2 separate regions of the Homo sapiens genome follow, and region 2 is linked to region 1. Evidence: chromatin loops called from intact Hi-C (ENCODE). Cell type or tissue: endothelial cell of umbilical vein. All regions are shown on one strand. Each heading gives the region's core, and the rest is flanking DNA. Links, peaks and the distances in the headings are about the cores only.

Region 1 (5,383 bases), core at 91-5,090:
TTTACAAAACTGCTATGACGCATCACATCCTATTAAATCATTCTCTCACCTGATAGACTGTGAAATCTGTGAAAACAGAAGTCCCGTCTTACTCATTTCTAATTCTTAGCCCTGTCTTATAAGAGCAGGAACTCTTTAAATGCATTATCAAAGAAGTCAATGAATTAACAACTAGCTCTTTATAGATAAAGAAGTTCTTTTACTTTGAAGAGTTATTCAAGTGTTGACCGACTGGCAACATTATCTCACAGGTGTAGTTGTATTCCAAATGTAACAATGGATAAAACCTTAAGCTAAAGTAATGCTATTTTAATCGTGGCATGTCACATGTTGACAGACTCTAGGTAACTCAAGTGTTTGCATATGTTTTTAGTGGGGGCACCAGGGACTTTCAGAGAAACTTCAAATGGAGACACATAGATTCTTTTGACCATAAATCCACTTTGGAACCCGGAAATGTCAGTGAATATTCATCTAGTTTAAGTTGGGGTCAATTCTACCCTAAGTGAAATCTCATTATTATTTTTATTGAGGTTATTTTTAGCATGGCACAGGTGGCCACCATGGCATGATAGTCAGTCTAAAGCTCTGCCACCAAATAGCTGCATGACCATGAGTCAGGTTGCTTGTGTGAAATTTTCATTTCCTTATTTGCAAAATAAAAGGTTGAATTCCATAATCTCTGGTGTCTCTGTCAGTTGAATATTTCATGTGACCATGAATACATCATTCAACCAGATACACTTAACTAGAAAGAAGTGCTTTGTGTGAAATCAGTGAGATCAGTCACCTTTCACTGTCTTGGCAAATGGAAGGAAGGAATTGTACATGAAAGATTAACAAGTCACATTTGAACTGGGAAAAAAAAAGAGTGACATTTTCAGTTGTCATTGTATTTGGCCTAAAACAATATTACAGCATATTTGGTTCCTCCTGGAATATACTTACCCCATTGACTTGGTATTCTTTCTGATATCATCCAATTGTCTGATTGCCCATAAGGCTGAGAAAGAGACTACATGGCAAATTAGTAGCCATCATAAAGTCTATGAAGTAGGCGAGTGACCTTTATTTCCATCCTGGCAGAGGACAAAAATAAGAGCGTATTTGTAAGAAAACTGAATACGCCCAAAGCAGATAAGTTGATGTATGAAAGGTAAGTCCCATAGACTTTAGGTGTCATGCGAGGAAGCTTCGTGGTTGCCAAGAGATCTGAAAAAAATTTACTTTGGAGAAATATAGTCCAGGATCTAATTAGGTTTTCAAGTACAGAATCTTGGTCTCAAGGGCAATTGGATTTATGGGTACTGAATTCAGCCAAAGAATATCCAAGATGATACCTAAAAGTCCCCCCAAAGCTCGCAAGAGAATGATACATAGTAGTGGAGTGCCAGGTTTCGTTAGAAATGTATTTTTCTTGGGCAGGGACACTCACGTGGGCCTGATTCATTCTGGCTTCTTGGGGAGAGGCTTTATTGCGGGGGGGTGCCATATGCTGATTTGAAGCTTGGTTGGTGAACATGACATGAGAAGGGAATATTAGTGGCATCTGGCTAGGCTGCCATAAGATTGACACTGCAGAGTTCCCTACTCCATTTTCTGCTTACTCCTTACTGTGTTTTCAGAGATTTTTTTTTTTTTTCGTGGTTCCATTCAGCAAACTCCTCTTCTAATGGATCTGCTCTAATTTAGATAAAGAAAGAATTTGGTCTTATTGCCACCCAGTGTAATAAAACAGATATTTCAAAAGCGACTTTGTATATTGTTCCCAATTATTTTACACTCATTTGTGGTTCTAACCTCAGAATGAGCAATCTTAATTTCCTTTTATTTCAAAGATTTGTTTTGGGTGGGAGGAGGCTGTCGGGGTGGAGATGAGGCATCTTAACTTTCCCTAGTGAACTACCTACAAAACATATGGTAACATTTGCTACTTGATAAACACTAGAATGATTTAATCGGTAAATGCTAGGTGCAATGATGCTTTTTAAATTTGTCATGGTTGTTTTTGGTTCTGCAAGTCAACTAACAATAAGGATTTCAGGAGCAAAACTGTTGTGAGACATTCTGTTCTGAGTTGGTAACAAAGTTCATAATTAGGATATTAGAAGCTCACACAAGAAAAGGAGATACTGTGGCATGGTCAAGATATTAACGGCTGAGTGTCAGGTTTTCTGTTATATTTCGGCAGGAAGAGGAAAGAATTTGCTGACAGGAAAGCAATATAGCCGACCTCTTTGTATGTGGACGTGCTGCCACCTCTTGGTCTTTTCTTGTCATTGACGAGGTTTCAAAAGCTGCTGAATCTAGACTACCATTCCAGTTTTCTGCTCCTGGGATCTTAGTAAGCTCCCAGACATTTTTGCACTAGGATGGGAATCGGAAGGAATGGGTTCTAGTTCCAAAAATGAGAGTAACTTGCTCTGTGATTTTGGGCTACTCATAACTACTGTGGGTGGTGTTTTTCTCATTTGCAAAGAAGCCAAAAATATTGATCATGGTAGCCTAATTTTTTTTATGATTACAATATATTTTTTAAATACTTCAGATGTGTTATAGGACTTAAGCCAAACAATTATATCCACTTGCAATTAAGGAAAATGTGGCAAAGAGAGAGCAAGTAATTTGTTTGTTAAATGGCAGAGCTAGGATTTGACCATGATGTTAAACATGTTTTGCAAAGTTTCTTCCAGCTCTGGTTTTTCTACTTCTTTTCTAATTGAATTAACTTTAATGATCGCTAACACTTATTGACAACTTGCTATTTGGCAACAAACTAGGGTTTTTACATAAGTTCCCTCCTTTAATTATTGTTATAATAGTATAAAACAGATACTATTATCCTTTCTGTTTTATAGAACAAGAAAACTAAGGCTTAGATTAATTGATAGCTGACCACTTTAACTGGTGTGTCCCACTCTTTGTTTATCTTCCTGATGTAGCTGACAATAATATGCTACAAAACTTTTAAAAACTTGTATTTGAAAAAACTATATATATAATTAGTTTTTTTTTCTGTTTGTACAAAAAAATTTTGACAGTCAGTGTAGGGAGGGGGAATACACAGTTTGTTCTAATAAAGATCCAATCCTCAGAAAGAATTATGACTAATAGAAACCTGTGTCATATGATTTATTATGTATATTTGTGAGGTCCACAATGAAAGGGGTTCAGCTAAAATAGTGTGGGGGTTCCAGTGTTCAGGGAGATGACAGCAGTCATATGCACATGCATTCACACTTAGACACATGTACAAACAAAACTCAGTTCCATTGTAAATGTCAGTGAGAAGAAGTTTATCCTATCTTTGGTGTTTCTGAAGAGAGATTTAGGAAATAAAGTATGTAGAACATACAGGAAAACAGTGTACCAATCATGCTAGGTGTCACCTGCAAAGTGTACCCTAGCACTACTCATAAGGCCATTCCAACATTCAGTTGGCTAGTAGCTTCTGGGTGATGTGGCATGAAGGAAGCCATATTGATATTATGGTCATATGCTTATTGCTCTTTTCTCATCATAAACTATGTCCCTTGGTCTGAGATAATGTTAGATGGAATCCCATGATAATATATTAGACACTCTGTGAGCTTTCAAATTATAATATAGACAAAGCATCTGACATAGTTTGAATGTGTCCCCACCCAAATCTCATCTTGAATTGTAATTCCAATAATCCCCACATGTCATGGGAGGGACCCAGTGGGAGGTAACTGAATCATGGGAGCAGGTACTCTCATGATGTTCTCATGATAGTGAATTCTCATGAGATTGATGGTTTTATAAGGGGCATTTTCCCCTTTGCTTGGCACTTTTCTCTCCTGCCACCATGTGAATAAGGATGTGTTATCTTTCTTTTATAAATTACTCAGTCTTGGGTATGTCTTTATTAGCAGTGTGAGAATGAATGAATACAGTAAATTGGTACTGGTAGAGTGGGGTGCTGCTATAAGGATACCCGAACTGTGGAAGCAACTTTGAAACTGGTAACAGGCAGAGGTTGGAACAGTTTGGAGGGCTCAGAAGACAGGGAAATGTGGGAAAGTTTGGAACTTCCTAGAGACTTGTTGAATGGCTTTAACCAAAATGCTGATAGTGGTATGAACAATGAAGTCCAGGCTAAGGCGATGAGGAACTTCTTGGGAACTGTAGCAAAGGTGACTCTTGCTATGCTTTAGCAAAGAGACCAGTGGCATTTTGTCCCTGCCTTAGAGATCTGTGGAACTTTGAACTTAAGAGAGATGATTTAGGGTATTTGGTGGAAGAAATTTGTAAGCAGCAAAGCGTTCAAGATGGAGCAAAGTATAAAAGTTTGGAAAATTTGTGGCTCAACAATGCAATAGAAAAGAAAAGTCCATTTCCTGGGCGGGGGGTTGGGGGCATGGGGAGGGGCGGGGCGGAGAAATTTAAGCCCACTGCAGAAATTTGCATCAGTAACATGGAGCCAAATGTTAATCGCCAAGACAATAGGGAAAATGTCTCCAGGTTATATCAGAGACCTTTACAGCAGCCCCTCCCATCACTGTCCAGGAGACTTAAGAGGGAAAAATGGTTTCATGGGTTGGGCCCTGGGACCCCCTACTCTATGCAGCCTCGGGACATGATGCCCTGCATCACAACTGCTCCAACCATGGCTAAAAGGGGCCAATATACAGCTCAGGCCATTGCTTCAGAGGGTGCAAGCCCCAAGCCTTGGTGGTTTACACATGGTGTTGGGCCTGCAGACACACAGAAGTCAAGAATTGAGGTTTGGAAACCACTTTCCTATATTTCAGAAGATGTAAGGAAATGCCTGGATGTCCAGATAGATGTTTGCTGTAAGGACAGAGCCCTCATGGAGAAGCTCTGTTAGGGCAATGTGGAAGGGACACATGGGGATGGAGCCCCCACAAAGAATCCTCACTGGTGCACTACCTAGTGGAGCTGTGAGAAGAGGGCTACCATCCTCCAGATCCCAGAATAGTAGATTCACCGACAGCTTGCACTGTGTGCCTGGAAAAGCTGTAGACATGAAATGCCAGCCCATGAAAGCAGCCAGGAGGGGAGCTATACCCTGTAAAGCCCCAGAGGCAGAGCTGCCTAAATTATGAAAGCCCACCTCTTGCATCAGCATGACCTGGATGTGAGACATGGAGTCAAAGGATCATTTTGGAACTTTAAGGTTTAATGACTGGCCTATTGGAATTCAGACATGCATGGGGCCTGTAGCCCATTTGCTTTGTACAATTTCTCCTATTTTGAACAGGTGTATTTACCTGATACTTGTACACCCATTGTTTCTAGGAAGTAACTAACTTGCTTTTGATTTTACAGGCTCATAGATGGAAGAGACTTGCGTTGTCTCAGATGAGACTTCGGACTTGGACTTTTGGGTTAAGCCTGG
Region 2 (5,383 bases), core at 93-5,092, 160 kb before region 1:
CATACACATCCACAAACTTGACCTCAAAATTCAAAAAGAAACATTAGTAATAAAAACCCAACAATCCTTGGAGGTTCCTGATAGCTTGCTCAAGCTACCAAGCTGGTTTCACATATTTTATTCCATAAACTGTGTATTGAAAAACTTATAACGTTAAGACATTGAGGAGCTGAGGGAATTAACCTGCTCACATTTATCCTGTTGCTCTTTTATTCTACCTTTCTGCATATAAAATGACAGACATGTACTTTCTGTGTGTTTATTTACAATAACACTGTTCAATGTTGTTATAGGCAGTTGCTTCACCCAGTAAGCTTGGGCAAAGCTCTTGTTGCTGCCTCACTTTTCAACCCAGAGACAGCTGTGCTGGACTGCAGCTGACTTCTCTCAATCCCTGTGAGAATGCTCTGTCTAGATTTCTGGTCTTTCCTTTCCACTTTCCTTTGTCCATTTATTTCTTCCACAGATGTTTATTCAGATACTACAATGTGCTGAGAATATGGTGGATGTTGGGAATCCAACGTTGAGCAAGTATTTTCCTCACCTTTATGTTCCATATTAGTGAGGACATTCATCTTTCCTGGTGGCAGGATGAGTCACACCATTATTCAGAGCCAATAAAGAAACTAATTAACCATCCATAACATCTAGATAACACTAGATAACTTCTAGAAAAATGTTACAACATTTTCTTTGTGATTTGGCATCTCCCTAACTATCTTTACAGAGAGAGTGTTTTCATTTAATTCCTTTCTGCTTGAATGGTGGTCAGAAACTTTAAAACTAATATAGTGTCAGTATCTCTTGGGAAGCAATTTTTAGCCTTAGGAGATATATCTATTATATTTTCCAATCTTAAAGAGCTTATCTATTTAAAAAAAGCAGCATTGGTTTATAATGTGAATATGTTTCCTATTTTATTTTACTTTTTAATAATTTCAATTTTTATTCTAGATTCGAGGTTTCATGCACAGGTTTGTTATATGGGTATGTTGCAAGATGTTGAGGTTTGGGATGTGAATGATTCCTTAACCCAGGTAGTGAGTATAGTGATATGGACAGGAGACAGAGAGATACTGGGTAGAAGAGGGCAGTGCACTGGCAAAGGCCCCACCTTTAAGGCTGGAGACCCGCCAGAAATAAGTGAAAAGAGGGATTTCTGTTTTTGTACTCCAAAAGTGGCCTTTTGGCCTGCTATGCCCCCCTATCCTATACCCATATAAGTTCTGAACCCCAGACTCCAGAGGCAGACAAAGAAATGAGGAGACGACAGAAGACAAATGGAAGAAAGGCACAGCAGAGAGAGAGAGAAGAGAAAGAACATCTGAATGCCGAGAGGAATTCGCCTGGGGGCAGTTGGGGGGAGTTTGGCTGCTGGATGGCCAAAACTCCAGGGGAAGATCATCTTCCCACTCCATCGCCTTTCCGGCTCCCCATCCATCTTGCTGAGAATCACCTCCACTACTCAGTAAAGCCCTGCATTCATTTTTCAAGCTTGTGTGTGACCCAATTCTTCTGGGATGCTGGGCAAGAGCTTGGGATACAGAAAGCTGCCACACTGGCCCTCTGCCCTTGCAAAAAGGCAAACGGTCCATTGAACTGGTTAACACTTAAGCCATCTGCAGATGGCAAGGCTAAAAGAGCATTTTTACACTGCGGCAGCAGGCACCCACCCCTAGACACTCCTGTGGGGCCGGAGCTCAAAGCACTCACCCCAGCTCCTGCACCTGACCATCTGCGTGCTCCCCGTCTCCCTCCTATCAGGGGTTTGACCAGTGGTGGTGACCAAACCTGTGAGCCACACCCTTATTGCATATCCTGCAAAGGGAATCAGGGAACTCTCCCATTTCATTTGGGGCCCCATCTGGGATACAAAGAAGGGTGAGTTAAAATGAGGATCTGTGTCTTTTCCAAGACCCTGCCACCTCTCTCTTTCCTACAGACAAAAAGAACATTGACTATATTTCTCTTCAGAGAAGTCTATCCACCACAGAACTGGAGTAAAGCTCTAGGGCAACCGAAGGGCTTTTTTTTTTTTTTTTTTTTTTTTTTCTGGAAGGCCCCAAGACTCAACTCCGTTGGCCAAGACTCCCAGACTTTGCCTGGTGTCTTTACTTCTCTCAAGGTTTGAAATGCCTCTTATCTCTTCCCTGATAATGTTAAGGGTTTTGCTACAAACCGCGACAATGATACTAAATATAATGAGCATTTGGCGCAGCCATCAAAGGTGAAATTCAGAACAATGTGGTTTCTGTTTATTCTTAGAGGTACCATCCCCATCCTGAACCTGACAGTCACAGACGCGCAGCGCATGACACCTCTTCTCCTCGCCCACTCCCTTCCTGGCTTGGGTGCCTGGGCATGTCGACAGCATGCATAAGCCATGCCCAATGGCCACGAGGGGTGGGAGAAAATCACAACTGCTGCCGGGGCCTCATGTGGCTAGCTGTCCAGCACTTCCCACCTGCCATGCCGATGGAACTTTTCCTCCCCTGACCAAGAAGGTCACCCTGGTCTGAACCAGGTGAAGGATACAATGATAAAGGAACCTGTTTGCACTGAGCAAGGTGTTTTTCCCCCAGGACCTCTCACTTTTGCCTCTTAAACTATTTTTTTCTTTTCTAAATGAGAGGGCTCCTATCCACAGCACGCTGCTTATGATAGGAAAAATAATAGAGGAGCGACCCCTGCTGGCTGATAACTGCAAATTCAACAGGGCTAATTTGAGACCATCTAGACAGATACAGACAGCCCCTGAAATACCTTTTTTTTTTCTTTTTTTGTCTCAAATTCGATTCCAAGCTTCAGGCTGAATCCTTAGAAAGGAAAACCAGATCTGAGGGAGTCAAAGCCAGGCAACAGGCACAATGTGAATGGGCAGGACCAATTCCTGCTGACTAAACCCCCACCACATGGAAGGAGGCCATGCTCCATAACATAAATGAGCCCAGGGATCTCAAAGGTTGCCAGCAGTAGGGAGGATGGAGGCATAGGTGAGGGCAAATAATTCCTATTCTCTAGGCCTTCCCTGCATCATGGGTACATGTCGCATTGGCACCCATGGGTGGGAGCTGCCAAGGTCTCCAGGACTCAGGGACAAAAGATGGAAGAGAAAAAGGGGACACTTGTTTTCTCTCTCTTCACACTCTGAGTTTTCACTGAAAGAAGGAAGGGAAATGAGAGTCACCTCTATTTCCTTGTCTTTCTGAATGGGCAACCAGCTCTTTTCATCACCCTTTGCTTATATTCCTTTGGAGTCTATCCTGAACCACTGGGACTGCTATGACCCTTAGAATCTGGAAGAAAAATGCCTCATAGCCCTCTGCACAGAGGTTTGGTGAAATTATGAAGGACTGGATCTGCCTTAGGAAGGAACAATTTATTTCAATACCATCCTGCAGTGTTATCTTTTCTGTAGATGTGCAGACAGATGATCTGAGGCCCCATATTTGCAGGCTTTCTGTAACTTGCAGAACAACCCAGGCCTTCGCTGACAGTGTAGGATTAATCCAGCCCTCATGTTAACCATCTCAGGAAAGGCTGCAAGGGGCAAGCCAAGGAAACTAAAAATACAAATTCCAGAGACACCCCTAGCAGAGGAGCCAGCTCCTTCCAGCCCTGTTCCTCCAGGTCGGCCCTGACCTCCCTATCCAACTTCAGCCTTACACTTGCCCCCGCTTAGAAATCCTCACCATAGACAAGTCCTAGTCTCACTCTTGCCCCTCCAACAGATGCCTGGTTAATTTTGCCTCAGTCAGGTCCAAGTCTCCTTCTCCTTTTAAGAGTTAAGGCAAATTAAGGGGGATCTCGACAAGTTTTCAGATGGCCCTGATCAATATATAGAGGCTTTCCAGAATTTCACTGAATAATTTGAACTCTCCTGGAGAGATGTTATGTTACTTTTGAATTAGACCCTGATAAAGACTGGGAAGCAGGCCACTCTACAAGCAGCAGAGAGATTTGGGGATGAACTTTTTATCACATATAGCATCAGGGAAGGGGGTGAAATCCTCTAACTGGAAGAGAAGCAGTACCAATGGATGACCTAAATGAGATCCCAATGACAAGACGGGAGGCTGGAAGAGGAGACACTTTCAGGTGTGCATAATGGAGGGATTACATAGGACTAAGACTAAGCCTCTCAATTATACTAAGTTATCCATGATTGACCAGGGATTTGATGAAAATCCCACTGTCTTCCTGAGAAAGCTAAGAGAGGCCTTGATAAAGCACACCTCTCTATCTTCTGATTCAGTCAAATGGAAAACTAACCCTAAAGCATAAATTTATTACTCATGTAGCCCCTAATATCAGGAGGAAGCTGCAAAAACAGGCCCTGGGACCAGATAATACTTTACAGAACCTCCTGCAAGTAGCCATGTCAGTCTTATACAATAGAGATAGGGGTGCCCAGGAGAGAGAGAGAGAGGAAATACAGAAAAGAGACAGAGGCTTTAATGGATGCCAGGCAAGCCCACAAACCCAGAATTCCCAGGGTGCACTTGTTAACTGCTACAGATGGGCCAAGCCAGGGCGTTTGAAGAAGGATTGCCCAGGCAGCATAAGGAAGCCACTTTGACCTGTCCAATCTGTCGTGGGGAAACCTGGAGGGTAGATTGTCATTGGGGACACCAGCAGTAGGATTGACAGGTCCTGGGGCTCTTCTTCTTGAGTCTGGTGTTCCAGACCATTATTATCATCCGAGAGCCCCAGATAATTCTGGAAATTGAAGGGGAAAAAAGTAGACCATCTTTAGGACACTGGGGCTAGTCTCTCAGTTCTCCTCCCCATTATGGACCCTCTCTCCTCTCTTAGTAAGACCATGAGGAACATATCAGGAAAGGCCTTTAACCTGATCTTTTTCCCAACCACTTAGTTGTAGCTGGGGAGACCTTTGGTTCACCCATGCTTTTCTAATTATGCTGGAAAGCCCAAATCCTCTGTTGGGTGGGGATATTCTGGTTCATATGGGGACCCCATCCTGATGGCCCCTGTGCAAACTTTTTGTCTGCCCCTAGTGGAGACCATTTTAAACCAAAAGTTTGGGCAACTCGAGGGAAAATTGGCAGAGCCACAACCACCATACTGGTCCAGGTCCATCTTAAGGATCTTACCTCCTTTCCTAACCAGAAACAATATCCCCTGAAACCAGAAGTCAGGAAAGGACTAGAAGCCATCATTGATAACTTGAAGAGGCAAGCCCTCCTCAAACCCTGAAATGGCCCTTGCAATACCCCAATATTGGGGGGTACAAAAACCCAAAGGGGAATGGGGACTAGTTCAGGACCTCCATATCATTAATGAGGCTGTGGTTCCAATACACCCAGTGGTTCCCAATTTGTATACCCTGCTAGCTCAAACATCTGAGGGAACTAAATGGTTC

Evidence for each region. Hi-C counts contacts between places; a loop is a spot of excess contacts. Peaks named below come from ENCODE experiments on the same cell type or tissue, not always from the same donor. Only the 100,000 strongest peaks of a DNase experiment are listed, where the experiment ranks them.
Region 2: a loop joins it to region 1, with 2.4 times the contacts of the local background. A loop is called at or near these places in 2 of 110 quality-filtered maps.

The regions. Positions count from the first base shown.
Region 1 is chr11:56,838,281-56,843,663 of GRCh38, reverse strand. No RefSeq gene overlaps it. Among named protein-coding and RNA genes, the nearest start is that of LINC02735, 7.5 kb to the left of the region's middle. In endothelial cell of umbilical vein, for the core only: a CTCF peak has its summit at 2,260 (motif pointing left); a DNase peak (open chromatin) is centred at 2,243.
Region 2 is chr11:56,999,184-57,004,566 of GRCh38, reverse strand. No RefSeq gene overlaps it. Among named protein-coding and RNA genes, the nearest start is that of OR5AK2, 13 kb to the right of the region's middle. In endothelial cell of umbilical vein, for the core only: a CTCF peak has its summit at 2,688 (motif pointing left); no DNase peak of the experiment used is centred there.